Regions from separate parts of the Homo sapiens genome. Here regions 2, 3, 4, 5, 6 and 7 are each linked to region 1. The links are chromatin contacts, found by Hi-C or POLR2A ChIA-PET in ENCODE. All regions are on one chromosome and are shown on one strand. Each heading gives the region's core, a stretch centred on a gene start or an enhancer-like site at or near the end of the contact. The rest is flanking DNA. Distances are from core to core; before and after follow the strand shown. Region 1 overlaps LINC00299 (long intergenic non-protein coding RNA 299). Region 2 has its middle 96 kb from the start of LINC01814. Region 3 has its middle 41 kb from the start of LINC01814. Region 4 has its middle 24 kb from the start of LINC01871. Region 5 has its middle 81 kb from the start of LINC00299. Region 6 has its middle 67 kb from the start of LINC01814. Region 7 has its middle 52 kb from the start of LINC00299.

What was found. A loop is a pair of places that touch in the nucleus more often than their neighbours do. ChIA-PET counts read pairs that join two places held with the same protein, here RNA polymerase II (POLR2A). Pooled maps may share reads with other maps.
Region 2: a loop to region 1 is called in a pooled map, with 2.0 times the contacts of the local background. The contact joins two enhancer-like sites. A Hi-C loop is called at or near these places in 4 of 37 single-sample maps with no recorded cell type and 8 of 50 pooled maps. POLR2A ChIA-PET finds 5 or more read pairs at or near these places in 1 of 52 experiments (activated CD4-positive, alpha-beta T cell).
Region 3: a loop to region 1 is called in a map with no recorded cell type, with 2.1 times the contacts of the local background. The contact joins two enhancer-like sites. A Hi-C loop is called at or near these places in 3 of 37 single-sample maps with no recorded cell type and 10 of 50 pooled maps.
Region 4: a loop to region 1 is called in a pooled map, with 2.1 times the contacts of the local background. The contact joins two enhancer-like sites. A Hi-C loop is called at or near these places in 6 of 50 pooled maps. POLR2A ChIA-PET finds 5 or more read pairs at or near these places in 2 of 52 experiments (OCI-LY7 and activated CD4-positive, alpha-beta T cell).
Region 5: a pooled map shows a loop between it and region 1 (2.6-fold over the local background). The contact joins two enhancer-like sites. A Hi-C loop is called at or near these places in 11 of 37 single-sample maps with no recorded cell type and 13 of 50 pooled maps. POLR2A ChIA-PET finds 5 or more read pairs at or near these places in 1 of 52 experiments (activated CD4-positive, alpha-beta T cell).
Region 6: a loop to region 1 is called in a map with no recorded cell type, with 3 times the contacts of the local background. The contact joins two enhancer-like sites. A Hi-C loop is called at or near these places in 11 of 37 single-sample maps with no recorded cell type and 10 of 50 pooled maps.
Region 7: a loop to region 1 is called in a map of transverse colon, with 8 times the contacts of the local background. The contact joins two enhancer-like sites. A Hi-C loop is called at or near these places in 1 of 168 maps with a recorded cell type or tissue (transverse colon), 1 of 37 single-sample maps with no recorded cell type and 3 of 50 pooled maps.

The regions. Positions count from the first base shown.
Region 1 is chr2:8,057,104-8,061,069 of GRCh38, reverse strand. It overlaps LINC00299 (long intergenic non-protein coding RNA 299), which reads left to right. Exons shown (of 9, transcript NR_034135.1): 8 at 665-722. Among named protein-coding and RNA genes, the nearest start is that of LINC00298, 82 kb to the right of the region's middle. Within about 2 kb of position 2,214, at least 2 of the 41 ENCODE cell types and tissues checked have a DNase peak (open chromatin) inside an H3K27ac peak, as active enhancers do.
Region 2 is chr2:8,485,667-8,489,258 of GRCh38, reverse strand. No RefSeq gene overlaps it. Among named protein-coding and RNA genes, the nearest start is that of LINC01814, 96 kb to the left of the region's middle. RefSeq lists an enhancer at 790-1,179. Within about 2 kb of position 1,443, at least 8 of the 41 ENCODE cell types and tissues checked have a DNase peak (open chromatin) inside an H3K27ac peak, as active enhancers do.
Region 3 is chr2:8,541,126-8,544,961 of GRCh38, reverse strand. No RefSeq gene overlaps it. Among named protein-coding and RNA genes, the nearest start is that of LINC01814, 41 kb to the left of the region's middle. RefSeq lists a silencer at 1-3 and enhancers at 509-568, 231-737, 738-1,244, 1,219-1,508, 1,519-1,568 and 2 more. Within about 2 kb of position 1,666, at least 27 of the 41 ENCODE cell types and tissues checked have a DNase peak (open chromatin) inside an H3K27ac peak, as active enhancers do.
Region 4 is chr2:7,747,690-7,751,607 of GRCh38, reverse strand. No RefSeq gene overlaps it. Among named protein-coding and RNA genes, the nearest start is that of LINC01871, 24 kb to the right of the region's middle. Within about 2 kb of position 2,392, at least 4 of the 41 ENCODE cell types and tissues checked have a DNase peak (open chromatin) inside an H3K27ac peak, as active enhancers do.
Region 5 is chr2:8,407,166-8,411,085 of GRCh38, reverse strand. No RefSeq gene overlaps it. Among named protein-coding and RNA genes, the nearest start is that of LINC00299, 81 kb to the right of the region's middle. Within about 2 kb of position 2,170, at least 6 of the 41 ENCODE cell types and tissues checked have a DNase peak (open chromatin) inside an H3K27ac peak, as active enhancers do.
Region 6 is chr2:8,514,706-8,518,393 of GRCh38, reverse strand. No RefSeq gene overlaps it. Among named protein-coding and RNA genes, the nearest start is that of LINC01814, 67 kb to the left of the region's middle. RefSeq lists enhancers at 2,937-2,986, 3,187-3,296. Within about 2 kb of position 2,398, at least 14 of the 41 ENCODE cell types and tissues checked have a DNase peak (open chromatin) inside an H3K27ac peak, as active enhancers do.
Region 7 is chr2:8,378,437-8,382,355 of GRCh38, reverse strand. No RefSeq gene overlaps it. Among named protein-coding and RNA genes, the nearest start is that of LINC00299, 52 kb to the right of the region's middle. Within about 2 kb of position 2,120, at least 5 of the 41 ENCODE cell types and tissues checked have a DNase peak (open chromatin) inside an H3K27ac peak, as active enhancers do.

The DNA of each region.
Region 1 (3,966 bases), core at 965-3,464:
AAGCTCTGGGAAGTGAATATACAGAAAAAAAAATGAGTTTCCTTTAGAATTTAACAATGTAGTTACTAAATGTTTTAAACTTACTGAATATCTCTTTGGTAAAAGAGCAAGTCCACAAACTTTGGGATCAGATGTGGATTCAAATCTCAGCACTGACATGGTTCCTCATTTAGCTTATTTGTTGAACTCAGGAAAGTCACATAGCTCTCCTGACCTTCTGTTTCATCTTTAAAATGAAGGTAATAGTGGCCACCTTGCACACCTGTGCTAAAGGGTAAATGAAATAAGCTATGTGAAAGAAATGAGGGCATATATGTCATAGAAATGATTGCAACATATTAGGTATGGGTATGAATAAACATTCCGCCTTCTTTCATTTTGTTTTTATTATCCATGCTTGTCAGAGAATTTTCAGGTAATTCACATCTATTATAAAATATCTTGGTAATCTGGGACAAATAATAAAATAAAAAAGTAACAGAGTTGGATTAAACCAAAGATTTTTCCAGTGCTAAAATTTATATGAATTTAAGTGCATCCTTGCATTTTATTTTCAGTATATTCTACCTTAGAGACAAAGAAGTGGATAGCTTGGGGAAGGAGGAGAAGAGAGTTTCACAAAACATGTAATGCAGTTTAAAATCTCATTGTTTCCTTGGTTTAGATTTTGTGAACAATTTGGCATGAGGAGAGAAAGGAACCTGAAGTTTTTAGCAAGGAAGGTAAGTTTCAGTGAGTTTGATTTTGGTGGGGGGCTTGGTGGGGTGCTTCACTTTCATTTTGACTTTTTCCAGATGAACTCCCAACTTAGAGAACATTTTAGAGGGCATAAATATGTGTGAACTGAAACTAGAAAGCAGTCTCAAGAACACAGTGAAAAATAATATTGAGGGTGTTTAATGAAAAAGCCATCTGGAAAAGAGTGGTGAGGTTTTCCACAGTAAAAAACAACTTATTATTATTGATTCTGAAACTACATATTTCAACCCTCCAAATCTTTACTTTGATTGTAAGGACTCTTTAGAATTCTTTCCAAATGCATCACACCTTTCTAAGAACTTGCGAAATCACCTACTCCAACAGCTTCTTTTTATGGATGAGAAAACTAAGGCTGATAATTGGAAGTGATTTAGGGTCCAGAGTTGAATCAGGATTACGGCCGGGGGCTTCTAGTTCTTAGTCCAGAGCTTTTTCCATTGAACCATACCTCTGTACCTCGGGTAGACCTGTATGCTTTACATTTCTTGGTGTTCACTTGCCTACTTTGTTCTGGATTGAAGGAGGAAGACAAGGAGGAAGAGAAAGAAGAAAAAAAAGGAAAAAAAAAGGCAGACTTCATATGTCCCTCCCAACTCTTTTTTTATCCACCTCTTAAAGGCCAAGGTTATTTACTCATATTTTAGTATTATGTTTAAGCAATAAAAAGGTGTTTTTATTAAAGGGTCAGGTAAATAGAATTTTTAAAATACCTAGGTCAGTAAATGAGATTTCAGTCATTGTACAGGTGTCTTTGACTTCTGCACTTTCTATAGTGATGGCTGCACCAGCACATTCAGAGGTGTTTGGCACATGTTCTAGCCTCTGGACGCTCCGCTTCTTTTGAATTGACTGAGGGATGTGCACGGGTGGGAGGAGTCCCTGATGTTGACACAGGTGTTGTCTTTCTGGATCAGTGTTTTTTTTTTTTTTAATCTAGAGTGTTTCTGAAAAGAAGAGGGATTTCATTCATTGTGTACCTGTAGACTGTGTGTCAATATCTGTTTATTAACTGCTTACTTTGGATTTAGAGTTAATCTTTGTATTTACATACATTAGCTTAGGGACCTGAATAACTAATTGAATATGTGACATCTTTTTCAGTCATTGAGTTGATGTTGATTCTTATTGGTTTCTTTGATCTAAATATGTTAAACATGTGGAACATGTAAAATGATACAAAAATTCAGGCATACCCTCAAGAGAGGTTTTAATTTCCTTAGTAAAATCTAATCATTCATTTATTTATTCATCCAATCAGTGACATTAACTGAGAGTCTACTACATGCCAGGCTCTGTGCTAGCTGTTATAGGATGCTAGAGAGGAATAAAACATTCTTCATTCACTTCCAATAAATCTCAGACCAATAGGAATGACAAGGCAGATGTACAAAGAGCTTTAAAAAAGGCAGGAAATGATAACAGCTCTGAAAGAGGAACCGATTTTGCACAACTGGATCAGAGGAGAGAAAGAGCACTTCCTCTCTGGAGGCAAGACATAAGCACACGACAAAGTTTATGTTGGACACATTGTATTAAGTGCCAAAGGAGTGTAACAAGAATAACAATAACAAAAACAAATGGCTAATTTTAGCACTGTTTCATTGAATTGGCAGTAGGGGAAAAGGCCATTACACTTGGGACTGAAAGAAGAAATACTTGTTGTCTGTATTTAGACTTCTCTATCAGAAAGTCTAGCCCTTTGCTAGGGGAGTTGTTGGTTTTCTATTGCCCAAATCTTCCCCAAAGAAGCACAGGAGGGCCTGCATGACAATACTCCAACAGTGATATTTTTTCTAATTTACATCTTGTGTAAATATTTTCTGATGCTTCTTACCAAAAGAGTTTCAGATAAATGGTTTAAATGTTGTGGCAGACAGATCTTAGTAGGGTGGCCCTATGGTCTTGCCATTTAATCTTTTCCTGTGATCAGGCTATTTTATATGGTAACAGTGATGGGATATTACAACACACAAATACACACACAAACATACACACACACACCCCATCTTTATAGCACACATAAGACTTCTCTCCCTTGGAGGCTTGAGGAAGGAATCTGCCATATTGCAAGAGAGTTTATGGGAGGGCAATGCAACAAGGAACCATAAGACACCTGTAGAGTTGAGAGCTGCCTTAGCCAACAGCCAACAAGAAATTGGGAATGTCAGTTCTGCAAATGCAAAGAGATGAATTCTTTCAACAATCTGAGGGAAATCTGAGGGAAGTTAGAAGCAGTTCTTCCCCCATCCAACCTCTGATGGAAGTGTAGCCCAGACCGCACCTTGATTGCTGCCTTGTGAGATGCTAAGCAGAGGAAATAGCTAAGCTATGCCAAGACTCTTAACCCACAGAAAAAGTAAGATAATAAATGTGCTGTTTTAATCCACCATTTTGTGGCGATTCATTATGTAGCATAGAAAATGAATACAAATGTGAGAGCCAGATACATGAGGAGTATTTCTGTGAAGTTAATAAAAACACTTGATCCCTTCTTACCTGTAAAATAGTATATGGCTATTATACAAATATGACTCATTTGAAAGAACCCCAGTAGAGACAACTGAGAAACCAATTGATCATTCATGATTCATTATAATTCTAAAAAACTGAAGAGAAAGGAATACTTTCAAAATCATTTTAAGAGGTCAACATTAACAATAATAATTAATTAATATTGTTAAAACACCCACACTATCCAAATTATTCTATAGACTCAATGCCATCTCTATCAAATTTCCAAGTTCATTCTTCATAGAAATACAAAAAAAGATCCAAAATTTGTATCAAACCACAAAAGATTCTGAACGGCCAAAATAACCTTGAGAAAGAGCAAAGATGGAGGCATCACACTGCCTGATTTTAAAGTATACTACAAAGCCATACTAATAAAAACAGTATGGCTGGCATAAAAAACAGGCAGACACACCAATAGAACAGAATAGAGAGCCCAGAAATAAACCCACACACATACGATCAATAATTTTTGACAAGGCGCCAAGAATCCACAATGAGGAAATGATAGTCTCTTTAATAAATATGTTGCCAAAACTACCTGAAATTATAAAACTCTTAGACAAAACATTTTGGGAAAAGACTCTTTGACATTGGTTTTGCCAATGACTTTTTGGAAATGATACCAAAAACACAAGCAACAAAAGCAACAATAAACAAATGGGACTAAATAAAACTAAATACTGCTGCATGACA
Region 2 (3,592 bases), core at 194-2,693, 430 kb before region 1:
GATGATAAAATAATGCAAGTTAAGTGCTTAGTGGGTACAGCGTAGGCGGCACGCGCCCAGCCCATCATGATCATCTGTGATTGTCCTGGAGCTCTCCTCCCTCCTTCTCACATGCAGCCTCCAGCTTGGTTAGCCTGCAAACCTCCAATCAGTCAGTGCCTTCCCTAGGGTGGCCCAGCTGCCCACTGTGATCCTGCAGCCTCTCACCCTGCTCCCGGGCTGCAGGCTGCCTGCACCATCCTTTCAGACGCATGCATCTGATCAGGTTCTGTCTTTGCCAGAAAGTCATCCAACAAGTCTCTTGTGTCTTAGGGCACAGTTCTGCCTCCCTAGCACAGCAGGTGGGCTCAAAGAGGGCCCACCGCCCCTCTTCCACCTCCCACAGAGGGAATGGGCCTCTCTGTCTCATGTCTTTGGACACATTGCTTTCTCCCCTTGATGCATCTCTCTGCTCTCGCCCCAGCTCCATCTTGCTCTCTTTTCTTTTTCTCCTCCTTGTCATCCTTTGCACTCAGCTCAGCTAAAGCGCACAGCCCTGAGGGGTCCCTCCCTGCACATCCCAGCTGGGCCCTCCAGCCTCACACGAAGCTCCTGGGAATCCTCTGATTCTGCATCCTCGGGGCCTGGTGCTTGTTTCCATCCCAGCCACCGGGAAGCGGTTTCTCCAGAGCAGGGGCTAGCATGACTTAGCTTTGTTTCCTGGGGCCTGAAGCCCAGTAGGCATCGGGAGGGGTCTGGGAGGATCTTCACGGCATGAATAGACCCGCTGGCCACAGCCGATTCTGTGTTCCTTCCCCACGTGTGCTGCTGTCCCCACAAAAAATGCATTTCGGATGCTGAATATCCACGCCTCACGGTGCTCTGGTGACTAGGGGGATCCCTGTGAGATGGGGGCTTTCCAGCAACCTAGATAATGAAACCACAGAGCAGCCTTCCCCTGCGGTGACCTAGTTCTTAATTCCTGTAGTTTCAACACTCATCACAGCAGAATTCTGATGAGGCTGGGCTCTTTCGCAGCTGGCATTTGATGAGAAAAGGGAATTGAAATGTAGGTGATTGATTTGGACCTGGAGAAGCTGATTGGATGTCACCCTGTTCTTCCCGACAATGGGGACCGGTCTGTGCAAAGGGGACTTCCTGTGACCCCTGCGGGTCCACCGGAAGTTCTGATTTCTCCCCGTGGAATAGGGGCGCGAAGGCTGCCCTGTCACACACGGCCCAAGAGATTGATTACCTGGGCTCTGGCAGCCTCTCTGGGTGAGTTTCTCAATTAGAATGAAAAATCTCTAACAATTCTTCACCCAGATCCTCATTTGTCTTTTTAGAACTGAAGCAAAAATTGAACTCTCTGAGTTGGCTTAATGGAGTTCATCCAGGAGGCCGTGGGGCTGGTGGCTGCAGCTCGTGGGCTGATGGGCACACGTGCTTTCCTCTCCAGTCAGAGAAGGGCTGAGCGGGCAGGCTGGAGCCCGCCGTGCCTCTGGGGGATCACGTCCATACAGCCGTTTAGCAGGAAAGGGAAGTGGAGACGCTAGCATGGCAGGTTTACTTTTCTCCCCCTTTTTCTCTTGGTGAACCTTACTCAGCACAAACGTCCCCTCCCCTAAGGAATCCTTTCCTGCCAATTCCCATCTCTTCCCAAACCGCATTGGCCCAGGCTTCCCTCCCGCGGCCTCACTTGGCTCTCTCCAAAGCCCCCGTCCGACAAATTCTCTTATTGGGTGAGGTTTCCTGGTCACTGCTCAGCAACCTGGCAGCCCCTGGAGGGCAGAATGTGCCCCGTGGAGTGCCTGGGATCTGTAAGGAATAAGGGGAGCCATGCAGCCGTTGTCGGCCCCGGCTGCCCAGTGAACTGTTAGAATCTTCTGAGGGGTTTTAAAATAAAACGCAGAAGCTGGGGCCCCACACTGGACCAATGGAATCAGAAACTCTTAGGAAAAGACCTGGGAACCAACATTAAAAAAAATATCCGGCCGGGCGAGGTGGCTCACGCCTGTAATCCCAGCACTTTGGGAGGCCGAGGAGATAGAGACTATCCTGGCTAACACAGTGAAACCCCGTCTCTACTGAAAAATACAAAAAAATTAGCCGGGCGCGGTGGCGGGTGCCTGTAGTCCCAGCTACTCAGGAGGCTGAGGCAGGAGAATGGCGTGAACCCAGGACGCGGAGCTTGCAGTGAGCCGAGATCGCGCCACTGCACTCCAGCCTGGGCGACAAAGCGAGGCTCTGTCTCAAAAAAAAAAAAAAAAAAAATCCCTTAGGTGTTTTTATTTGCAGGCGGGGAGAAGAACAACTTGGAACAGCAGAAACGGGCCTTTGGAATCTGACTGCTTGGGCTGGGATCGGGGCTTCCCTCTTGACTAACTTGGCTTTCTTCATAAAGGTTCATGTCAGGGAGCTGTCTGCCAGGTGAGGTTGCTCGGTTCTAGATAGGATGTATAAAGCACCTGGAGTAGAATGTGCACCCAGTGACTTTTATTCCTGTGGTTGCAAATGCTTGGTGGACATCAGGCATATGGAGTCGGTGGTAGGCAAGATCTGGTTTGAGCAAGTTACCAAATATTTGAATGTGGGTGGGTTGCCTTTTCTGAGTCTCAGTTATCTCATTTGTGAAAAGGGCTTGATAAGATTGCCCACATATCCAAGATGTGGAAACAACTAAGACAATGTCTGTGGATAGATGAGTACATACAGAAAATGTGGTCCATCCATACAATGGAATATTATTCAGTCTTTAAAGAGGAGGAAATCCTGCAATATGCAATGACATGAATGAAACTTGAGGACAATTATTGCAAGTGAAATAAGCCAGTAATAGAAAGACAAATACTGCATGATTACACTTATATGAGGTCTCTAAAATAGTGAAATTCACAGAAGCAGAGTGTGAATGGTAGTTGGTTACCAGGGGTTGGAGAGGCAGGAAGTGGGGAGTTACTAATCAATGGGCATAAAGTTTCAGTCAAGCGAGATAAATAAGGTCTGGAGATCTACCGTACCGCATTGTACCTATAGTCAACAATAAAGCATCGTGCACTTAAATATTTATCAGGAGGGTAAATCTCATGTTTAATGTTCTTACCACAATAACAAAATTAATTGCATGGTAAAAAGAATATGATCCACATCATAGACATGTAAGCATTCAATGAGCCAAGACATTCAAGTAATAAGTATTTGATAACCGGTAGTTATTTATTGTTATTGTTATTATTAGACTGCTGGCCAAGTGGGTGAAGAACATAGGGTAAATGCCAACTGATGTTTATAGGGGCAAAAACAGTTAGATGATGATATATGACTTGTGGTTATTTGGACTTCCCTTCTAAAGCATATCTCTTGAAGCCTTGAACTTCAAGGAAACACCTCACACCTTGATTTTTGACCTTCATAAATCAAAATATTGATTAGACCTTGTCTTTATTATGTAACGTTAGATTGGTGAACTCCCAGTACATTTATGGAGTCAAAATACATTTTCATTTGGTAATTTCTGTTAACAAGGCAAAAAGCTTTCTTAAATAAACAATTATATTTTTAGGGAAGTGTAAATTAAAGCACTATTCTTAATTTTGCTAAACTTGTCCTCCTT
Region 3 (3,836 bases), core at 417-2,916, 480 kb before region 1:
GTTCAATAGCAGATGCTGCTTCTTGTCACAGCAGCTTGTCCCACAGCAGGCCACACAGAAGCCACCCTGTTCTGGCTGCCCCTGGAAGCACCTTGGGTCTGCCTTGGTGCAGAGAGGGTGGGTCCCCCTTGCTGGGCTGCTTGGGATGGTGTCCTGGGTGGACATGCAGCTTGGGCCACTGGGAAGATGCGATTAAACACTGACCACCCCATTTTCTTTCTGGGTGAAGCATCAGGGCCCAGGCAAGCCTCCTCCACTGTGCTCACTCCCCCTCTCTCCTCTGACCCCTTCTCTCCTCTTCCCATCTCAGCACCTAGCGGCACGCTGTGAGCAGAGGTCGTCGGGGCAGAGACCCCAGTCAGACTTTGAATCTGGGCTCTGCCCCTCATAGGTGGATAGGTGGTGGAACCCAGGGCCAGGCCTATTTAATCCTGAGCCTCCCTTTGCACATCCGTAAAATGGGGATAGTCTTAGCTGCCTCCTAGGGTATGTGAACAGGAGTGGGATGATGCATGGAAGGATCCAGCATGCCACCTGGCTGATACTTTCTCCTCACTAGGGATTCTGAAGGGCCCGCCCTTGGCATTGGCTGAAACGCGGTGGGAGTATTGAAAACGCTGGACCTGTAACTCCACAGAGAAGCGCCTCCCCACCTCAACACCAGCACTGTTCTCAATGTGTGGTGGCCTCTCCCTGCCTGAGAGCTGGTCATTTTGGCTTCAGGGAGCCGGGTGAGGCAATGCACGGCCAGCAGGTCATTTGACCTCAACAGCGCAGGCTCTGCCGGCTGCGATTCCATCACCCCTGGACTAGCAGAACCACTGCCTTTGCAGGAGTCTCAAAGGCCTGGGCTTTTGGGGGTGCTTCTCCGCCACTCCTGACTGCTTCTTTCCCTTCGGGGGCCGTGGCTGGTGCCTGCTGCGGGGTCATTGCGTGACGCGAGCACCGCAGCATCTCAGGTGCACGCGCCCTTCGATGGCCCTGAGGTGCCCGGGAGCAGGCGAGGGCCGAGTCTTAACAGCTCCACTTCCTGTCCCCGAGTCTATCTGCCACTGCTCTGTAGAGTCCTACAGTTTATCTGTGGTCAGTTTTCTTACCCATTTCCTGCCAGCTGCTACTGGTTTTTTAGTCAGCTCTGACAGCTACGGTAATTGGGAAAGGACGCAGGCTGCTGGGGCCGGGTGATTCACCAGCTCTGGCCAACAGGGACAAGGAGCACAGACGGAGGCACCCCGTCGGTCCCCCAGGGCCTGGTCCCCCAGGCTTCAATGAGTGAGACACAGAAAAGACCCAGGGGCACACTCATTGTGAACCGAAAGCTGATCTCTGTGCACGCGCGCGTGCATGTGACATAAGGGAATTTTTTTTTTTTGAATGTGCCAGAGCCAATATAAATGGTTTCATGTTTTGAGAAGTCAGAACATAACTCCAGGCTGAGTGAGGCCCCTCTCCCGGGGAGCCCCATGTTTTCTCTGAGGTGTAACTGCGGTGAGTTGTCTGTGCCTCAGATTAGGATACTGGAGTCACACTTAACATTTTATTTCATGGCATTTCCAAAAACGAAGGGAAAACCCCCATTGCAGCAAATGACTCCTCCAAATAGAAAACTTTGTGTCTGTTTTGTAAATGCTGTGGAAGGGAGTTTTGGAGCTGCCTCACTGTCAGTCATCGCCCAGCCAGGTGCCTTTGGTTGCTGAGTGTTGCACTCAGGGGTGGGCTGCTGGCTGCCGAGCAGTGCCCCTCAGAGGCGGGGGCAGGACCAGCCACACAGCCTCACCTGTCTGGGCCTCTGGAGCCAGCGCCTCCGAGTTTTACCTGACTCTCCGGGTGGCCCTGTTGCCTACTCTAGTGTGAGAAGCACCTCTCTAGACTTTACTGGAAGCTAATATTAATTTTATTGATAGCCGTGGGTTATGGAGCATGAAAATGATCCTCCAATGCAGAATGAAATGACCCACTTCACACAGATTTACTGCCTTCCTCCCAGGCACCAGGATCTGTGCTGGGCACAGCAAGGGACCACCTGGCCTCGGGAGCTAAGGGCTCTGTCTCCAGGGGTCCCAGTCTGGAGAAGGTGGGTAAAGCAAACAAGGAAGCCTCCTAATAAGAAGTTCCCTAATCAGACATGGACTTTGCTGCCAGGAGCACCCAGTGGGGCCAGCCTGGGGCCCAGGGAGGTAAGCAGAAGGGGCTCACTGTAGTAGTAGGTGAGACACAAACAGTTTCATCCATGGGTAGGAAATAGATGAGGGGGAGGGAGAGAGTTAGGAGATGGTCATGGAGATTGCGGGTGCTAAGAATGGCCTTGGTGGGTTTGGGGTCATCCCTGCTCTGACACTGTACAGCACAGTCAGCTTGAACCAGTCCCTGACCTCTCTAAGGATCAGTTTTCTCATCCATGCAATGGGTTTAATGATAGTTCCTTTTGTGATTGTTGTGATACTTCAATGAGAGAATAATGCAAAGTGCTTAGTGCAGCCCTCACTAAGCTCAGTAAGGAGGGTGACTGCATCTGAGGGCAGTGGGAGCCACTGAGGGGGTTTCAGCCGGTGAGTGACGGGAGCAGATTTTTTTTTCTTGAATAATTCCTGGAAATGCTTTGATCATTTAGGCCAGCAGAGGCTCTTGGTTGAGCATGAGACGCATGAACCATTAAGATTGCAGGATATAATCATGTGCAAATTTTAGACAATACCTGAAATCCTAAAATGCATTTCCTTTTTCCCATCGCCATAGTTTTGGATCCTAAAATCAACCAAAAGCAGAATCTGACCACTTTCCAAAGCAATGGTCCTTTAGATTGAGAACAAAATCGTGGAACAGCGCTTCATTTTTCCCGTCTCAAGAAGTCACAAGGCCCAGAATGCAAGAAAATCATGGCTTTTCGATGACCAGGCCTTGTTGGAATGGCTGAGAAGCTCCTCAGCCCCGACCAGGTGCAGTGACTGCATTCGGCTCTCACGGAGCAGGTCTGAGTGGAGCCAGGATTTGCTCTGTTCAAAGATAAAAACCACTGGAGAGGGAAGCAGCAGATCACAGGGAGCGATCTCAATCCTATAGGGGCCTGCTCCGGGGTGTTTTGCACGAGGCTCCATGTTAAATAAGCCTCCATTCGAGCGCAGCCTCAGGACGGCCATCCTTCATTCCTCTCAGTCACACACCTTCCACTTCAGGATGGCCATCCTTCATTCCTCCCAGTCATGCACCTTCCACTGCCTGGTTCTCTGAGCGCTTCCGTCTAGCGGGAGAGACGCCTTCGACCAATAATTGCACATAGGTCTGGATGATGCCCAGCCACAGTCACTCCTCTAAAAGCAAGGAACTTGCTTCTGCAGAGTCAAACGGAGCTCACGTGAGGTTCCTGGAGGCACTGAGGTTTCTTTCTAGTCTCCTGTTTTGCACAGACCTTTTTCTTACTGAGCAATTCACTATCTGCTGGCTTCGGAAGAGGTGGATTGGGTTTCAGGTGGGGGCACCAAGAAGCAGCCAGATGTCCAAATTTGGAGGCAACTCAGGCCACCCAAGTGCCTGCACAGGAAAATGTATGCAGCTGCCGTGCCACATCAAAGGCAGGTGGTCCAGGGTGATCCGGGTGCTATTCGTGGCACAGGCACCAAAGTACTGTCATCCGAAGCATCCTCTATCTCGGTTTCCTCATCTCTAAAATGGGGCTCCATCTAAGTTTTCTGGTTCTGCAAAAACTCCTGAGCAAACCACTTCACTAGCCAGGAACCTGGTATGCCTGCCATGCCTGGGGCAGGCAGGGCTTTCCAATTTCCTCCCCAAGGTTTTCTGAGAATTCATCTGACAGTGTCTGTAAATGTCCCTCCATTCTC
Region 4 (3,918 bases), core at 1,143-3,642, 310 kb after region 1:
TAAGATATTACTAAATTCAACACCAATTTAAACAATGACAGATATAACAGCTGAGTTCTCTTTTGGGCTATAATACTGGAAAAATATATACTTTTGGCCAAATAATTTAATTACATTAAATTTTATCTTAATAGGCTACTGAAAGATTAAAAAGATAAATGTGAAGATATTTTGTAAACTATAAACTACTATTAAAATGTGAGGGCTTAATTTCATTTACAGTGTTACTGTTTTATTGAAGACTTCTTAAGTGGACAAACTATGACAAATCTGAAGCAAGTTTTTTTAAAATTCCATATTCTATAAGTTATTTTGAAATATTGGTGAATATGAATATTATTTGTTTATTCCTAATATGTTTATATAGCATGTAATGTTTTATATAATATATTCCATTATATTAACAAAATATATAATATGTTAGTTAATACATAATATATAACATTAATATATGAAATACTAAGAAAATATTCATAATAATATATTGATATATAATATAATCACATATGTTGAATTATATTAATCTAACATATAATATAGTATGTTATATTTATTATATATTATATATAATTTGTCTATACAGAGAGATATTTGTATCTTTTTAAAAATGCTATGTTGTAAATATTTTGCAATTTAATGAATAATTGCTGTAAACTTGACTTTAGGTGAAGGTATAATAGTTAATGTTCTCCAAGTTCCCAAATTTTCATTATTTCCATTGTTTACTCATTTAGTTGGTAATTGTTTCTATTTGTTGCTCATTTTAATGTATTTTACATTTTTAAAATCATAAATGATGTGGTATTAATACTTTTTATGCACAAATTATTATCAACATCTTTGACTATTTTGTTAGGATTCCCTAGAATTTTCCAGAATTACTGGGCTAAAGTTTTGTACTTGATAAAAATTGACATATTATTTTAGGAAAAGATTGCAAGTGTGTACAAATTCGAGCTTTTACAGGTAAATGAGAGAATTCTTTTCACATGTCATGCTCTCCAGCATTAAGGGGTTTCCAAAGTTACTTCTAATTTGTAATGCAAAAACAGCTTTTATTACCTTAATTACAAGATTTTATCATTATAGAGCTGCCCTGTCCAAAGCTGTAGCCACCAGCCACATAATTTAATTTGAAATTCACTAACTTACATAGAATTAAAAAATTTAGCTCTTCAGCTGCACCAGCCACATTTCGAGCACCCAGTAGCCCCATGTGGGCCACAGTGTTGAGCATCTCAGAACAGGACACTTCCATTGGTACAAACATTTCAGCTGCTATAGAGGCTAGATTTTATTTTTATAAATTAATAGCTAGTTGTAATTATGTTCTTTCATTTGCAATTGATCGACACAGACACATAACTCAAACCTGCTTAGAAAATAAAATTAAGGATAATTCATTAGCTCATTTCATAGGCAGTCAGGGTGGATATGGATTTCCAGGCATGTCTTAGCATGCTATTTTAAACAATGCTTCCATCTCTCTACAAAATCAGTAACATATTTTTTTTTTCCATTTTCTTCTATCGGTCTCCATTTGGTTGCAAAGATGACAGCTTGTGGTTTATTTCATTCTCGTAAATGTTCTGTCATTAGCAATTTGGTCTGACTTATTTTAATCACATAAATTCATTATGGAAGAATTTTTTAAAGGCTTATTATAAAAATTGTTTATAGTATTCAATGTTTCCATTCAAAATATAATAAACCCTGTATATTATTTGTATTTTACAGATCATAGAAATATTTTTGTTTTCATATACTTTCTACATAAATCTTGCAAAATTTATAGCTAGGTACTTTATGTTTCTACTACTATTTTGGATAGGGTCTTTTTTTCATTTTATTTTCTAAAAGCTTACTGCTCATTTCTAAAAAAAATATTGAATAATCTGTATCTATATTTTATCTGTTTACTTTGCTTATCTAAGTTATTGAGTCTAACATTTTTTTCAGTTGATTCTCTTAGGCTATCTAAGGTATAATCTAAGTATATTCTTTGAATTATAAATGGACTTTTTAAAAATTATTATTTCAAGTAGTTCCCGTTATGTTGGTTCTTGTCTCTTTTCATTCACTAGAACATTCAGAACTATTTTTAAAAATTTGATTTTAAACATTAAGAGTGCTTGCAGTTGTATACTTCGAAAAATTCACCTTGAAAAGACGAAATACAAATTTGAAGTGAGTTCTTTAAATCTTTATTTGGTCCTATATAGAACAATGAAAGGTCTTTGTTGCCATTTTTTTAAGAAAAATCGTATTGCTAGAGATTCACTTTTCTTTCTTCTTGTTGGATGACTAAACAGGAAGAGCGTAGAGCTGCCAAGCCAGGCTTTGCTCAGCTGCATCCTGCCCAGCCTCAGGCGCTCAGTGACCTCAGTAGGATCGGCTGCTCCTGTCTTCGAGCCATCTCTTGGCGAAGGACTTTCCAGGTTCCTCGGCAGGCAGTTGACGATGTAGCACCAGGGGACTCCTGTCCCTTGGTCACGTCCCTTTTTTCAACGTGACCTCAGTCTGGTCCTCTCCAGGCTGTCTTTACTGAGGACAGGCCATGCAGATCCCTGGTCAATCTTGCTCTGCACCCAGGTTGTCAGCATCCTCAGGGTCCACATCTTTCTCCCCTGTACAGAGGGGCTGGAACCCTGCTGTGGCTGGATATGGGAACAGCCACCCGCTGTGGTGGGAACAGATGTCATAGGGCTGGCCTTCAGGAGCTGTGGTCGAGCTCTCATTTCTCACCACACTTTCACACTATTAGTTGTTTAGAGGTACTTTACGGCTGCAGAGCGTCTGTGACGGCTAAAATTGTCTGTTTTACTGGTTACAAAGGGCCTGTTCCAGAGTCTGAATTTAATGGAATCTCCACGCTCTCTCGGCAGCCCCACAGCCTCTCCAACGCAGCGTCACAACGTTTCTGGACGTGGATTGCTTTGTAAATGTCTTTAATTTCACTTTTCACTTTCAAAATACCAAAACTTGAAATGTATATGATAGGTTGCTTGTTCAACATGTAATACAGAATTATGATCGGTACACATATCAAAGAAAAGACCTTGGACCTATAGTGAATTAATGATGAACAAACGTATTTTTGCATGTTTTAAAGTAACACAAAAATTTTAGCTTAATAACCTATTTTTAATTCCCAGTGTTAAATTCTGCTAAAAAAGTTTAGCCTAAAGCTGTCTCCTTACATATTTTAAATTCAGCCTGAAGGTTTCTTCACGTACAGTGAACTGAAACCTAACTAGATGTTAAACAAACTGGAACCAACCCTTGTGCCCATTACTGAGTTTTGGCCAAAGGCAGCCAACTGTCCAAACCAAGTTCAAATAAGACACTACCCAGCTGTAACAAGTCTGGCTGTTTCTGACCTCACTTCCGTCTTTTCTACCTGGGATTTCCTTTTTCAGTCTTTTTTGTTTTAAGACAGAGTCTCACTCTCTCTCTCTTTTTTTTTTTTTTTTTTTTTTTTTGAGATGGAGTCTCGCTCTGTCGCCCAGGCTGGAATGCAGTAGCATGATCTCGGCTCACTGCAATCTCTGCCTCCCGGGTTCAAGCGATTCTCTTGCTTTAGACTCAAGAGTAGCTGGGACTATAGGCACCCACCACCATGCCCCACTAATTTTTGTATTTTTAGTAGAGATGGGGTTTAACCATGTTGGCCAGGCTGGTCTCAAACTCCCGATCTCAAGTGATCTGTCCCCCTCGGCCTCCCAAAGTGCTGAGATCACAAGTGTGAGCCACTGCACCCGGCCCTTTTTCAGCCCTTAAATCTTCCCCAATCACCCAACAGCACCAGAGTCTCTCTGGTTCAGGGAACTGCCCAATTTGCAAATCATTGTTTGCTCAATTGACCTCTGTGAAATTTAATTCGTCTAAGGTTTTTCTTTTCACAACTGTTATTTGTGT
Region 5 (3,920 bases), core at 921-3,420, 350 kb before region 1:
TTGGGTCAGCCTCTGTTTTGCCCGGTGGTCTCCCAGAATTCCGGGTCTCCTTGCTGCTCCAGTTAACTGCTGCACTTTTCTGCAGGGCAAGGAGCCGTATCTCAAAGAGATACATCTCGTAAGAGAATGCAGGCCATGCTGCCTGCAGGCTGTGAGCCTCCCCCTTCAAACCTCCAGGAAAGGGAAGAAAGCTCTGCACCTGGCATTGTTAACTTCAGGCTTACAAGAGTTGAGCCAAAGCTAACCTCCCATCTTGGCAAGTTGAAGCCCTACTCACCTTGGAAGGCTCATTGTGAATGGCAACTTCTCCTGGAAGCTCTCCAGATCCTCCCCCAGACAGGGTCTCTCACTCACAGTACTTTGCACAGGGAAATATCTTATTACCATGCAATCTTTTCCACAGTTGTTTGTGTTTGTGTCTTGAAGTCCCGGAGGGCTGGAACTCTATCTATTAATATTTGTGTGTCTTGCATGTAGAAGGTGCTTAATAAATGGTTGCATTAGTAGGTGCTTAATAAGTGGATTCGAATGAAGGGAAAAAAGGTCCTGGAACCTTTTTTCCTCCTCTAATTTTCCCTGTTTTTGGGTGAATTTGCGGCTAAACTATCCTTGTAGTCTGTCCTTCTGATATTTCTTTGTTTCTCTGTAGTCCCATTGTTGATTATTTCTTCCCCATTCATGCATTTACAGGTCTGACCTATATTAGAACTAGCGGTCTCTGGTCTCTGAGTCCTCGAGGGCTGGGTTCCTAACCATCTGTAAGTGCCAAGGCCAGTGCCAGGTCTTTAGTCAAGGTTAATAGATGGCAGCCGGTGAGATAGAATTCCAGCCTCCTGGGAGCCCCTCTCTAACCCTCCTCTGTTCCATCTCCAGCCCACACCCCCTTCTCCCTGGGCCAATCAGCTGCACTATTTCATCCCATCCTAATGAGGGGAGCAGGTGGCCCAGCCATACTCTGGGTCCCTTCTGTGCTTCTCCTTAGTCTTCCCAGCCACTGCTGATCCAGACCCAGACTCACACATGATGTTACGATGATATGGGCTTCAGCTTTGATCAAAGCTGAAAACTGCAGCTGAGACCTGTGCTGGCTGATAAATTAGCAAAGACTGATTTCAGCCAGTTGGGCCAGAGTCTGCAAATAAGTGGTGCCAAGAGCTGTTGGCATAGTTCTAAGTCAGGCCCTTCTAAACTATTCCTTAAAGAACGTCACATCATGGAGGAGGAAACTGGTGGTGTATTGTAGATGTAGGATGGTATCGAAAGGGCCCTCTGTAACCAAGAGGCCAGTAGTTCCCTTTGTCCCTGTTGATTTTCTGCCAGCTTACTCATACTCTGTCAGTAAAGTGGAGGAGAAGGTCATAGAAGAGAAAAAGACAGGGAGGGCCTGCATGTTTCTGTTATTTCCAGTGTGAACATTACAAGCAAGCTCATTAGGGTAATATTTTCAGTGGAAAGGTACATTTCTACTGGGCACAATGTAAGAATATTTTGCTCATGGAATTTTCACTTAACAATAGGGAAAAAAATCCGTTTTCACCAGGCAGCCTGGGCTCCAAGTATGGATTTGACAAGTGTTTCCCCAAATGCCACCAGGTCTGAAGTACGCAGCTGCTATGGAAATTTCAGAACTCTCAAAAGAGCCCCAAATGTATTTTAAACAATCACCAAATCACATATCTAAATTGCTCTTTCTATTGTTGCTAACAACATTTGGGTGTTATAATTAGAGCGACCCCAGAGATCTTGTCTGAGAAATCTTACACATTCATTTAGCTTCTGGACTTTCTGTGCTTTCATTTAGTGTCATGGTGAAATGCAAGGAGTCTGCCTGGCGACTTTCACATCCTATTCATTAGAAGTTTTACTTTCTGGCCCTAAGACGTTGATGTTTGGGTTTTCAGAAGTGTAAGATCATCTTGAATCTGAAACTGTCTTATCTTTGTGTCATTTTTCTTGAAGTCTCACCCACCTGTCTCTCAATCTCATGTCAAAAGTCATCCCATGACTCTTCCATGTTGTCTGATGTGATTTCTGGTTCAGTTTAATGAAGTTGTGAGAAAGCACATCATGGAGATGGAAGGAGGCTGTGTTTTCTACTGTGTGACAGTGTCATTGACTCATCCTAGCGATGCCACTCGCCGCAGGGCTGGAGAGCAGTTGATTGGCTCGAAGAAGAGGGCACATGGATTTATGTAAACCACTTGTGACCATGTTCGGGACTTTTGCAGGGCCTTAAAATTCTATCACAAATGACTCAGCTCTCTTCACAGCTATATTTTTTCAGGCATTTTTCCCCATTCAGGTTTGATAATTTTCTCTCTCAGTTCCTTCTGGTTAATCTTCTTATCTTCAAAATGTAAAACTACCATGCCCATTTTAAAATTAATTTACATGCTGAAGTTTTTTTTTTTTTTTTTTTCCAGACAACTTTCTCCTACCCTTTTTAAAGATGATATCTAACAGGGAAAAATCATGCTGACTTCTTAAAGTCTATTCTGGGATTTATTGGCAATTTGTTCACACACATTAAAGGTTATATTAGAAACTCCCCAAGTACTCACATTAACCAATGAATATAGCATATCGCAGATAACTTGGGCATCACTGTGGGACATAAACAAGGGGTCTCATTGCTTTATAATCTATGTATGTATACCCATTACAGCTTGGTATAGAGTAGCATTGAAAAACAGAGTAAGAATAACTTTTTGCTGGTCGGGCGCAGTGGCTCACAGCTGTAATCCTAGCACTTTGAGAAGCTGAGGTGGGTGGATCACCTGAGGTCAGGAGTTTGAGACCAGCCTGGCCAACATGGTGAAACCCTGTCTCTACTAAAAATACAAAAAAATTAGCTGGGCGTGGTGGCACAAGCCTGTAATCCCAGCTATTGGGGAGGTTGAGGAAGGAGAATCGCTTGAACCCAGGAGGTGGAGGTTGCGGTGAGCGGAGATTGTGCCACTGCACTCCAGCTGTGCAATGGAAGTGATACTCCATCTCAAAAATAAAATAAAATAAATATAAATAAATAATAACAAATAACTTTTTTTCTGTAAATTTTTCTGGATTTTTAGTGTCACACAGCATTTTGGCTCAGTTTTAACTGTTCCAATCACCTGAATTGACATTGTCATCGAGATCTTTATTGAATAAAACTGTGTGAATCAGATTCAGCTTTCTTTTGAGGATTAAAGTAGGCATTGGGAAGTATACAGTATTAGTCAGGGTTCTCTAAGCGAAACGTAACCTGTAGGACATATAGAGATAGACACGTGGGAGGTTTACAATGTTAATGGCTCCCAGGGTTGTGGAGGTCCAGACGTCCTGTGACCTGCCCTTTGCAAGCTGGGGAACCATGAAAGCTGGTGGGGAATTTAGTTCAAGTCTGAAGGCCAGAGAACGAGAAGTTTCAATGTCAGGAGGCAAGAGTAGAAGGATGTCCCAGCTCAAGCAGAGGGAGTGAACTCACCCTTCCTTCACCTTTTACTCTATTCATTGGATAGATGATGACACTCACATTGATGAGGATTGGTGTTCCTTACTCAGTACACTGATTCAAATGCTAATCTCTTCTGGAAACGCTGTACCAGGCAACCCAGAAATACTGTTTTACCAACTATCTGGGTATCTTGTAGCCCAGTCAAGTTGAAACATGAAATTAATGATCACGTATAACTTTGGTTAGACTGGAAGGTACAGAATCTGAAGCTCATAAAGTTCCCACCTTGAGGCCCAGGAAGTACTTTTAGTAAATTGCTGGTTACAGAGAAACCTGGAGGTAGAGTGATGATTTTGGACACAACTTTGTATGCCCCGGGTCTGCCTGAGAACTGAAATACTTCAAGAAAGACCAGGAAGTAATTCAGCTGCTCTGTGGGTGACTTTGTCCAGTATATGGAATAGGAATGAAAACCCCTGGTGAA
Region 6 (3,688 bases), core at 1,149-3,648, 460 kb before region 1:
AGGGACCTCAGTGACCTGTCCATTGTCACACAGCTAGCAGCCGCCGCATTCTGAGCCTCCAGGTTCCGAGCTTGTGAACCAGCTCTCGTTCGCTCAGAGGCCTCAAGGGCGGGATGCCTGGCAGCTCCCTTCCTACCATGGGCCAGAGGCGGAGAAACAGGTGCTGACTGGAGCTGGGAAATGACTCCTCCCTCGGCCCGGATGGAGTGCTTCCCACTCCCGCACCCCACTGGAATCCCACCCCCCTCCCTGAGACCCAGGAAGTTGCTGGAAGAAAGGAGGAGAGGACAGGATGTCCAGGCAGGTGCAGGGATGTCAGGGGATGCCCCTGGAGTGTTGCAATAGCCTCCTGGGAGTACTTTCTAAAAGCATGGCTGAGCCAGGCCGGCATGGGCTTGTGGGAGTAGGTGATTCCGGGTCTCCTGCCTCCAGGGCCTGTCATGAGGACTCCACAGAAAGTGACTCCACAACAGTGGGACTCAATGAGCACCTTTGGGAACTTATCCCCACCTCACCTTTAACATTAAAAAAAAAAATCACATCAAAACAGAGTGGCAAACTGGTAAAAAGTACAGATACTGGAGCCCCACTGCCTGCACCCAGGCTGCAGGAATTTCTAGCAGTGTGATACTCAGGACACTAGGCAACTTGCTTCTCTCCCCCACCTCAGTTTCCCCATCTGTAAGATGCTGATGATGGCGGCTGACAGTGCCCATCTTGTAAGGTTGCCACGAGGATCAAATAATTTTATATATATATATATATATATATATTTTTTTTTTTAGACCGAGTCTTGCTCTGTCACCCAGGCTGGAGTACTGGGGCATGATCTCAGCTCACTGCAACCTCCACTTCCCAGGTTCAGGTGATCCTCCTGCCTCAGCTCCCCCAAATAGCTGGGATTACAGGCATGTGCCACCACACACAGCTAATTTTTGTATTTTTGTAGAGATGGGGTTTCACCCTGTTGCCCAGGCTGGTCTCGAACTCCTGAGCTCAAGTGATCCACCTGCCTCGGCCTCCCAAGTGCTAGGATTATAGGACTGAGCTACCGCGCCTTGCGATTATAGATACTCTTAATCACACATGCTGGGAACAGTCCCTAGCAGGTGTGGAAATCAATAAATATAAGCTACTAGAGTATTATCTGTATTAAAGTGGGTGGTCTCTGAATACGGGTGCTCCTTCAAGCCTTTTGCGGGGTGGCTTGTTTGGAGGGAGGCTTTACTTGCCGTTCTGCCTCCCAGCCAAGCTGCTCCGTGTTGGACCTGTGCAGGCAACGAGGGGCTGAAATGGTGCTTAATGGCAGCATGGCGTGTCCTTTACTCCAGGCTGTACGCGGGCAGCTCCGAGATCTCCATTTCTGAGCCTCTTGCTCCACTGTAGACTTGGGAACTACTGCTTCTGCTCCCCCAGGTGCATCACCGTCTACGGGAGGAGGATGCTGAGGGGCAGTAGGACTTGGACCTGCCTTGGTGTGACTGGCCTTGGAATTCCAGATGTGCCACTTCCAAGCTCTGTGACACAGAGCAGGTTACTTCACCTCTCTGAGCCTTGGTCGTTATTGTTGATTGCTCAATGAGCATTTATTGAGCACCTCCTTTGTGTGGAGTTCTATTTTAGGTGTGAGAATTAATAGATTCACATAGCCACTAGTCACTGTTACTTAGACATGGCTCTGGGCCTGAGAGAACGTGAAATCTATTAGGGAAAAGATCACTAAATTGATGATGGTCAAGCGTGCACAAGAGTGGGAAAAGGTCCTGGAAGGCTCTCCAAAGGACGGGCTGCATTTCAGGGAGAGATGGGAAGCAGCCTGCGGGATCGGGGTACCCTGGAAGGGTGTGTGAGGGGTGGAGGGTGAAGGTGAGGAGGCAGGTGGCACAGCTGTAAAAATGACACAGTGTGAATGCGTGGGGCTCAGGGCAGGCACGCCAGCTCCCAAAGTGTAGGGCCATGCACTATGTTATGTGGTTTAAGCAGATAACTCATTTCATCCTCATAAATCCTCTGAACTAGTCACAGTATTTGTAACTCAATGTTACAAATTACAAGTAATGATAAACCACAGCCTGCCCGAAGGTCACAGAGCCAGGACATGCAGCATGGGCAGTAGGTGGGCTCCACTCTGAGCCCTAGGCTTCACCACAAGGCTCTGCTGCCTCCTACTGTGTCTTCCTTTCTTCCTGCCATGTTGGAGGAACTCAACTGGGAACCACTAGCCGCAGTCCTGAATGGGCCCTTTCTTCCCATGAGGACACCTGGCTGGAGGTTGGGGCCCAGAGGAAGTGGAGCGACAGCAGGTGTAGAATGGTTTCTGTTTGCTTCTCAGTTCTGAAGTGTTTCCTCTGATAACATTCACAGACAGCAGCTCTGCTGGACAGTTACTGCCCACCTGGAGGGCTTGAGGTGCTCTGTGTGGGGAGGTGGAGGAGGGGAAGGGGAGGAGGAGGAGGAGGGGAAAGGGAGGAGCAGGAGGAAGAGGAGGGGGAGAAGGAGGAAGACCTTGAGGAGGAGGAAGATAGGGAAGAGGAAGGGAGGAAGGAGAGGGAGGAGGGGGAGGAGGGGGAGGAGGGTGGATAAAGAGGAGCAGGAGGCAGCCATGCCCAGTGCCTGAGCAGGACCTGAGTGTGCTGTTCCTGAAGGTATTAGGAACCTCGAGCTTTCTACACCCCAGCTTCCTTTGGGTTGAGGTGTTCCTGAGACATTCACAGTGTCAAGGGCAGCCCTCCTTCGTGACGCAGGGGACGAGATACCATCGGAACAGGAGTATATTTAGAAGACAGGAAACCAGCCCTCCAGCTTGCCCTTGATTTTACAGCCAGCGTTTTAGCCTTGTGAGCACCCCCGGAATTGACTGAGGCTGCAGGGCACTGTGAGAGGCCCTGCAGCCACCCATGTGGCCTCTTCCCCTTTTCTCCTCTCTGCCTCTTGGCCTCTCTGCTGTCTCTCTTTCTGTTTCTATGCTGTGCTGGCTTTGCTGGGGTTGTCCCAAAGTGATGGGGGAGAAATGACATTTTACTTGGAACTGAGTCATTTTGCTGGATTTTTTCAGCTGCGTTCCTGATTAGTAAACCTGTTTCAAGAATGGGAAAATGCACGGGGCTATTTTTAAGTGTTCTCAGCACCAGTGTCCCTAATTCCTAGAACAGACATCAATTGCTTTTCTAGTCTCAAATGCAGATAAACATGCGGCAGCGACATGACCTTTAGCAAAGTAGACTTGCCTACCAACAGTTTGCTCATCTGTAAAATGGGGCTCACACACCCTACCTCATGGGCAGAGGAAGAAATGAGACAATGAGCACCTGACCCCCCACACAGTGCATATTGCCTATGGGTGTTTAATGTGCTGAAGGTTCCTCTGGTGGTTTTTTTCTGGATGAAACTGTGCCAAGACCAGCCCCAGGGGAACTGGTGAATCCCCTGGTGTGCTAAATACAGGTGTGTTTCTTAGTTTAAAATCCGCCTTTGGTCGGCTACTGGAGGAATCATACTGAAACTTGTACTTAAATCATCAGCTGGGAGAAAAGTTGGTAACTCCTGCTCAGTAAATAAACATTTGCCAAGCCCTCCCGTGCTAGCTCTGCACAGACAGATGGAGAGGGAAAGGGAGGTCACACAGCTCTGCCTGAGAGCCTCCATGAAGGGAAGGAGGTGAGCACAGAAATGAGGACCAGGCAGTGAG
Region 7 (3,919 bases), core at 871-3,370, 320 kb before region 1:
GCTTGCCAAGGACCTGCTATGCGCCAGGGGCTGCTGGAGCTGGGAACCTAATGATCACAGTGTCAGCCTCTGCCAGCCTTTGTGTGTGTGGCAGGGGTTGTTTTGAGTCCCACCATCTTCCATCCCTGATGCTTGGAGAAGCTGAGGACACACAGGGTAAGTGATAGCCCAAGCTGGGAGGAACCTGGACACTGGGTCTGAGAGCCTCCTTCAGAGAAGCTATTTGTGGCATCTTGGTGATTTAAAGATTCTCCCAAATCTTATTAAAAATGAATGGATCAGCTGGGTGCTGTGGCTCACACCTGTGGTTTCAGCACTTCAGGAGGCTGAGGCAGGTGGATCACTTGAGGTCAGGAGTTCGAGACCAGCCTGGCCATCAGGGTGAAACCCCCGTCTTGAAAAAAAAAAAAATTAGCTGGTTGTGGTGATGCACGCCTGTAATCCCAGCTACTTGGGAGGCTGAGTGAGGAGAATCTCTGGGACCCAGGAGGTGGAGGTTGTAGTGAACCGAGATTGTGCCACTGCACTCCAGCCTGGGCAACAGAGCAATACTCTGTCTCAAAATAAATACATAAATAAAAAAAAAAAGAATGAATGGGTCCTGTGATCTGGGGTCAAAATAGTGTTGTTTTTGTTGACCTCTTACCTGTGTGGATTTCTTACAGATTTTGTAAAAGAATCTTATTCCATCAAAAGCAATCCTTAGCTTTATTTCAAGATTTCCCTTAGTATGTAAACCAGAGCAAGACACAGACCTGTGAGATGCTATGTGAAAAACGGTAGGATGGTCAAACAATTTGGGTAAGGTTTCTTGCTCCATCCTCCTCCTAGAGAGTCCTGGTGGACCTGAGATTTTGGGAAGATGCAGACATACCAAACCCTAGTGTTATTTACCTCTGGGGCTGGTATTGGAGTAACGAAGGTGAGGTTATCCATATTTAATTAACTAACCTCTGTATTGTTTATAAGGAGCATGTATTTTTTTTGTAACTTAAATAATCCTATAAAATAAAGAAAACAATAAAAAAAAAAAGAAGACCCAAAAAATGTTCTGAGAAGGCCTGCCATAAGGAAACCTAGTATGTCCCAAATGTTTCCCACTAGGTAACACTTAACTGGTTCTTACACCAAATTTTTGGGGGAGTGCTTTCCTAATAAACATCAATCTTCCTTGATTGCATACATCTCAGAATAATTTAACTTTACAGCTAGAAGTAAGTTAAAACATGGCCCCTATGCTCACTGCACTAGAAAATAAAGTGACGCCTGCTGAGGTTGTGTGGCTTGCCCGAGGTGACCCAGTGGAGGCCGACCAGAGGCTCCCATCCCCTTTAACAGGAAGGTGAAGCTGCCCACCCCTCACTTTTGTTAATAATGACACTGTTAAATTAAGCTAAATGTGGCCTGAGGAGGCCTCCCTACTTTGAGTCCCTGGGTAACAAATTGCAAGGTAACTTAGTATGTAAACTCACTGAAAGCCCACCTTTGAAGTATACTTTTGTATCATAACTGAGTCTCAGCCAATCACAGCAGCTGAACTTCAGTCAATCCCAGACCGCCAGCTGTTCAGACCACATTCAAATATGGCAAAGGCTGCCTGTAATCAGTCAGGCCCTTTCTGTACCACACTTCTGTTTTCTGCCCATAAATGCTGCCTGCGCACTTGCAGAGTGGAGAGCTCTCTGAGCCTCTCTTCTGGTTCCAAGCGCTGCCCAATTGGAGAATTGTTCTTTGATCAATTAAACTCTGTTGAATTAATTTATCTAAAGTTTTTCTTGTAACAATACCATTACCATTATAACAGCCGTTAACAACAGGGCAATATATACAGGGGATGCTCCCAGCTCTGCTGTGCGTATTGTACTAGGAACCTTTAACATCTCAAGACTTCAGGAAAGATAAATACGTTTTCAGATCTGGGCTCAGGGACCTGCTGTCACTACCCTGGGCTTTAAGAACATGTTGTCACCCTTTTCTCTCCTGACACTGCCTACTCCATCAGGAAAGGGTCTGGTGAGGGCTGATTTTAGCTCTCCCAGGCATGGCTGCTATCCTGAGTCCCTGCTTCCTTGACACGCCTTCCGCCTGGCTTCCTGTAGGTCTCTGAAAGTGGCAGGGAAACCAGATGCACGGGAAATGACGGACTTTGAGCATTTCTCCCCTAAGACCCAACAGAACACTTCATGGGGGAACTTCTGTGGTTATTAGCCAGCTTCCTCTGCTGAATGAGAAAGCCGGCTGCCCCCTCGCACTCTAGGCTCTTGAAAGGTCAGACTTCTGACTCTAAAAGTGACCCAGATGAGATGCTGAAAGGCATGTTGGTTACAAGGGAGGGGACAAGAGGCACAGCTGTATTTCCATAGATAGCAAATACAGGGGGGCAAAGCCATAGATTTTAATTTTGACACTCCTTAATGTAAAAAATAAAACAAAACAGAACACAACTGGCATGCTTGCAAACACAGGGTCTGAAGTCCCTGTGGGAATAACCAGCCAAGGAAAAGTGAATGTGGGAAGGAAGAATGGGATTGTATCAGGCTGCTTCACAATGGGAGGTCACCCCACATCATTTATAAAAGGTAAGTGCTGGCACAGCCTGGCGGGCCCTGAGCACCACGCTGCAGGTGTGATTTATGAGGGAGAGACTGACTATAAATCAACACCCTTTGTTTTAAGTAGTAGTTCCAGTGCAGTGGATTAATTTACATGCAAAGAGAATGAAGAAAAATTGCAATGTATTATAATCTACACGTATCACAGAATTAGATTCCAAATTGGAACAAAGCGTTCCCACTGGCTATTTGACCACGACTGTAGAACAAGTGCCCTTGTGTGACGTTCTTTACGGGGCAGGGATGAGATAGTGACCGTTTGGGTCTTCAGGTCACCAGGGAGAGTGGTTTGTTGGAATCCTGAGTGAGAAGCTTCAGTGCTGGAAACCAAAAAAATTAATTCCTTTCGATGTTGGCGTGGCCTGGTTGCCAGGCTCTCAGGGTATCTTTGTTAGTAAAAAATCTTGCATTGTCATCATTTTTGTTACCATATTTGAACTTTGGTGTATTGCTGCTCTTGGTGTTAATATATTATAAAAGAGGGAGACAAGATTCTAGGCCAGTTCTCATCAGCCATTGTGTAGCTGGGGATGAGAGAGAAGAGCCAGTTTGAGCGTGTGCAACTGACGCTGGGAATTTCCATCATACGTGTATTTATTCTATTTATTTGGATCTTTGATTATCCTTACTGTCTTAATGGCTCATGGTTATTTCACATATGTCAACCTTGTACTGCTCAAGAGACAAAAAACTTCCTGAGAGCAGAGCTGAAATCTTTGGTTCTCTTGTATTTCTCAAAATGCCTAGCACTTTGTATGGGAAAGAATTGATTCTCAGGATGCACTTGTTGACTTGAATCAAATGTCTGTGAAAACAGGAGAGAGCCATTGCCATGAATAATCAAAACCCTAGGGTTATTCAAAGCCCTCATTTCAGCTCTTAAATTTAGCTCTCTTTTCCCTCAAGCCTTTTATCATAAATACCATGAGGGGGAAGGAAAGAGGATTATGATTTCATCTCTATTTGCCTCTCCTACCCTCCTGCTGGTACTGAAATGATCAAGAGAGTAGAAAAATGCCCAAAAACCAACAGAAGGAAAGAGATGCAAACGGCTCAGAGAACCATGCATGGGAGGCTTTGCCTAGAATGACTGAGACAGACTGTCATCTTGTAAGCTACTACCTGTTTTTGGTTTGGTGATGATTTTGTACCCATTAGTGTGTGCGGTTTTGCATTTGTGTACTTTGCGGTTTCAGGTGGAACTCGAAGTCTATTCTTTCAAGGACAGAAGGGAATTCCTAACAGTGCGCTGACAGTAAAGTTCATGACAAAGAACATCTGCATGCTATTACTATCGATTTGGGTAT